Regions from separate parts of the Homo sapiens genome. Here region 1 is linked to region 2. Evidence: chromatin loops called from intact Hi-C (ENCODE). Cell type or tissue: PC-3. All regions are shown on one strand. Region 1 overlaps EXOC4 (exocyst complex component 4). Region 2 overlaps EXOC4 (exocyst complex component 4).

The links. Hi-C counts contacts between places; a loop is a spot of excess contacts. Peaks named below come from ENCODE experiments on the same cell type or tissue, not always from the same donor. Only the 100,000 strongest peaks of a DNase experiment are listed, where the experiment ranks them.
Region 1: a loop joins it to region 2, with 4 times the contacts of the local background. A loop is called at or near these places in 2 of 110 quality-filtered maps.

Annotation. Positions count from the first base shown.
Region 1 is chr7:133,511,547-133,514,046 of GRCh38, forward strand. The region is part of intron 9 of EXOC4 (exocyst complex component 4); the gene reads left to right. Among named protein-coding and RNA genes, the nearest start is that of MIR6133, 220 kb to the left of the region's middle. In PC-3, no CTCF peak of the experiment used is centred here; a DNase peak (open chromatin) is centred at 1,205; H3K4me3 peaks cover 682 bases; H3K27ac peaks cover 1,805 bases.
Region 2 is chr7:133,852,476-133,854,975 of GRCh38, forward strand. The region is part of intron 11 of EXOC4 (exocyst complex component 4); the gene reads left to right. Among named protein-coding and RNA genes, the nearest start is that of LRGUK, 270 kb to the right of the region's middle. In PC-3, CTCF peaks have their summits at 1,483 and 2,452; DNase peaks (open chromatin) are centred at 696 and 1,396; H3K4me3 peaks cover 384 bases; H3K27ac peaks cover 1,154 bases.

The sequences.
Region 1 (2,500 bases), 340 kb before region 2:
AGGGCAGAGAGCTATTCCTGTTTCTGTTTTTTCTCAGTTGCCTTCAGCTCAAAATCATCCTTATTCCAATGTGGCATATTTTGGGGTGACATATTCTGGTTCCCTTAAGTATAATCATTGTAGAGCAAATGCAGACACAGTACCTGTGATGTAAATATTTAGTGAATGAATTTAGTCCTGTGTGAAATCCTCCCTCCCCTCCCTTCCCATTCCTTCCCACCACTTCACGCTTAACCACAGTGCAGCATTCTTACTTTTTGGGGTGACATATTCTGGTTCCCTTAAGTATAATCATTGTAGAGCAAATGCAGGCACAGTACCTGTGATGTAAATATTTAGTGAATGTTAGTCCTGTGTGAAATGCTCCTCTCCCCGCCCTTCTCATTCCTTCCCACCACTTCACGCTTAGCCACAGCGCAGCATTCTTACTTTTCTCCTCCTGCTCAGCTTGGAGAATTCAGATGTCGATGAGACAAAATGGATCCTACTCTCCTGGAGATTACAGTCTAGCAGGGGAAATGTATATTAAGCAAATATCACACAAATAGTTGTTAAGTTGTGATAACTGCTGTGAAAGGAACGTATAGAGTGCTTTGAAAATGCCCTGGCATGGTGGCTCACGCCTGTAATCCCAGCACTTTGGGAGGCTGTGGCAGGTGGATCACCTGAGGGCAGGAGTTCAAGACCAGCCTGGCCAACATGGGGAAACCCCGTCTCTACAAAGAATACAAAAATTAGCCAGGCGTGGTGGCTCGTGCCTATAATCCCAGCTGCTCGGGAACTAAGGCAGTAGAATCACTAGAACCCAGGAGGCAGAGGTTGCAGTGAGCCGAGATTGCGCCACTGCACTCCAGCCTGGGCGATAGAGTGAGACTCCATCTTAAAAAAAAAAAAGAAAATACATAGTACAGGATCTAGCCTAGTCTACAGAGTCAGAAATCTTCTCTGGGGAGGATCTCTGAAGGATCCTAGCATCAGGGAGATGGAGCAGAGGCAAGAAAGGGCATGCCAAACATAGGGAAGATAGTTGTGAAGGCTCCCAGTGAAGAAGAAGATCAATGCGCACAAGAAATTGAAAGAAGGTAGCGTAGTGAGGGAGAGCTTAGCTCAAAACCAAACCAAACCAAACAAAAACAAACTGGAGAGTTAACTGAGCTTAGGTCATTCTGCGCTGTGGTTAAGCGTGGTATTAGTCATCTGATTTTTGGCAAGTTACTCCTTCTACGCCTCAGTCTGTTACATTAAGGTTGATCATTCTCATCTTCAGGGAGGCAGTTAAAATGGAAAATAAATCATATGAAACTGGCCAGGTGCGGTGGCTCACGCCTGCGGGCGGATCAGTTGAGGCCAGAAATTCGAGACCAGTCTGGCCAGTGTGGCAGAACCCCGTCTCTACTAAAATACAAAAACTAGCCGGGCCTGGTGGCACACACCTGTAGTTTCAGCTACTTGGGAGACTGAGGCAGGAGAATCACTTGAACCTGGGAAATGGAGGCTGCAGTGAGCCGAGATCGCGCCACTGCACTCCATCTTGGGTGACAGAGCAAGACTTCATCTCAAAAAAATATATAAATAAATAAAGTATGTGAAACTTTTAACTGTATGTCTGGTATTTTTAAAAATTTTTATTTTTAAATTTTTATATATTTACTTATTTTTGAGACTTAACTGGGTTATGAGACTGGCTAATTTTTGTATTTTTGGTAGAAACAGGGTTTCACCATGTTGTCCAGGCTGGTCTCAAACTCCTGAGCTCAAGCGATCCATCGCCTTGGCCTCCCAAAGTGCTGGGATTACAGGCACAAGCCACCACACCCGGCTTGATATTATTTTTATCATTAAAAGTTTTACCTGTTTTCTAGGAAAAGCATTCTAAGATATTTTACACATTTTTCTGTCTTTTTGAACATAATATTTTAAACATGATACACCTTTTATTGATAACTTCAGGTTGTCATTATCAGCTTCAAACAGCATACTATACTAAAGTTTAGGTCTGATTGTCCTTGATTTAAATGATCCAGTATCCTGTCTTTTTGTGTTCTTGGGTCTGATTTGTATTTAATTTGTTATTTGTTTCCTTATTGTCAGGCATTTTCTTCCTGCTCATAGCTTACTGTCTTCTAGTAGTCTTTGTTTCCTTCTTTCTTTTGGAGTTAGAAATTGGATATAAGAATGTGTTGCTCTTTGTAAAGTTAAAGTAAATAGACCTGAGGTGAGTAATAAGGCTTGTGAAATTTTAACATCTGTCTTGTCCCTTGAGAGGCCATTTTTGTTTACTTTCAATTCTTGGTTATTATGAAGATTCATGAAATTGCTGGATATGTGAGCTGTATCTGCTCTCCAATTTGCCGGACAGTAATTGGACAGAGGAGAAAATTGGCTGTTCCATTGGGTAGTGTTTTCCTAGCACATTGTGGCTGGCTGGCTCAGGGCGCTATATCATGCTTATTAATTTATGTATGTAATGTGATACTTAGCATTTATTGTTTGTTATACT
Region 2 (2,500 bases):
ACTACATGAATTTTCATTTCCTCATATTTTTACTGCAAGGATAGCCCATGAGATAATTCAACACATATAGGTCTCTTAGTCTGCTAATCCTGTAGGAAAAGAAAAGAAAATTAGCATAATATCTAGGTGAATGTATAATGGCTCTTAGTTAACATTTCTTTGTCTAAATATTCATAACCCAAGGGATGATTGAAGTTTAATCAATAGTTTCTAAAATCCTTTCCCCCGCTTTTAAAAAAATAAGCATAGCATTTTCCTGACTCCTGTCCTTGGGGTGGAGATTGGGGAACAAGTAAAAGCTTATAGAGTCTTGTTTGATAAAAAACATTTTTTTCTAAGGGAAAGGAATAGCAACATTTGCTGCCACTTAAAATCCATCCTTAAAATTCACACAAAGCACATTTATTGCTTACTTTCACAATGATCTAGGGACCAAAGAGTAACAAAAAACAAAACAATAAATAAATGCACAATCGGGCATCTCTGCTGTCAAGTATTCCTTGAAGGCCTGGCAGAATCTGACATGGAGTAAGTTACTGGAAGCCGGATTTAGTCAATTACCTGTCTTTTTGCTCCTAATGTTCAGAATCCAGTAAATGGCTGTAGCCTAAGGTAGAGAAGTACCAGTTAAGTGCATTTTGACTGTGGTTTAAGCAATCGAGGTCGTCTCCAGCTTCTTTGGAACAATGCCATTCTTTAGCATGACATGGAGGGTAACTATGTGCTTATTCACTAGATGGAATACCTGCTTCATGTAGTTGGCTGGGCTCTGTTACCATCTGTTTCTTTCTTTGTTTCTTTCTGTTTGTCTGTCCCTCGCCCTCTCTTTCTCTCTCCCTCTCTTTCTGTCTCTCTCTCTCTCTCTCTTTAACACACACACACACACACACACACACACACACACACACACACACACACACACAACTTTTTAGAGTCATGGAGAGAGGGTCTCATTATGTTGCCCAGGCTGGTCTTGAACTTGTAGGCTCAAGCAATCCTCCCACCTCAACTTCTTGAGTAGCTGAGACTACAGGCATGCACCACTGCACCTGGTTTCAATATTCGTATTGTCAGTATCTCATCAGTTTTTGACTATCGCCACCTCTATCTATTTTATAGGGAAAGAAAATCTTTCTTTGCCCTAATATCTAAGTAGCTTAGGCACACCTGAGAACTGGGAAACCATTCCCAACCATTGCCAGTGGGGAGACGTCCTGCTTCAGTGTGATACAGTTAGCCAGTGTTTATTGAGCCCTTCCCCATGCTCATGTTTGTATTCATCTCTGAGGAATGTCTCTATAGTGATCCTATTCTAGAGACATTTCCCCCCTCTTCTGGACAGATTAAACCCGAGAAGAACTTGCTGGTTCCTGTAAGCCGAGCAGCCTGTTTGTGCTGTGCCCTCATTCTAGGTGCATTCTTTGGCTGGCATATTTGTGGGCACAGAGTATTCACGAACAAGGTTTCAGCAGTTTATAGTCCCTAGGGGGCGGGGTGAGTCAAAAACATTGACTGTTTCCATTTGCCCTCTGGAGGCAGTGTTTAACCTCCAAGTGGATGTGGTGCCCAGAGGAAACAACCTCAACCAGGAACTGGCAGGCACCTGCCTCATCAGGGCATCAGTGTGCACAGGGAGAGAGGGAGTGTGTCAAAAGGTCCAGCCCATTTGGCTGTGGGGAGAGGCCTTATAATAACACATCAGTAGCATCACTTTACACATGCCTCTGCAGACACGAGCTGTCCAGCTCCCTGTTCCTCAGGGTGAGGCTGGGGTAGAGCTGGGAATGACGGACTCTGGGGACTGATGGAGGGCCATACCTTCGAGACCAAGGATGGTGTTCTCTTGCACATGCTTGCCACCTCTTATTGGTCCTCCGATTCCTAGGGAATTTTCTTTAGCATTCTTCTCAACTGGGCTCAGTTGTTGAAAGAGCACACACACACACACACACACACACACACACACACACACACATACATTTTAATCCTGTGCTTCACATGCTGTGAAGCTAAAGAAGAGTGCAAGAGGAAGGCAGCTTACATCAGATCTGACAGTCTTACTGATCGTTGCTGATAAAAACTGGCAAAGGGAAAAGTAATCGGAGCCTCGGGAATTCAATTCACTCCTTTAATCCACTCAGCAGATATTTTATTTTTAAAACACAAGCACAGCCATCAGCAAAATTGAGAGGCTGTGTGGGACCCCAAGGCACTTTAAACTTTTGAGCCCTCCTAACTCCCACTCCAGCCCTACCTTCAAATAGTCCCTCTTAGCCATTTCATCTGCTTGGGTGTATCCTCCTCACCATCCCTTTTCCTTATTCCCTAGAAGCCAATAAAAAAAAAAACTTGCCTGTTGGCATTAATTAAAAAAAGGAAGACACTTTATGATCTAGATCATCAGCTAGAGACTTGTGCAGTATATCATCCCTACTTTTTATGATTCTCATATTGTCTTCATGTCTTTCTCATTTGCAGCAAGTAGATGACACAGTGCTGC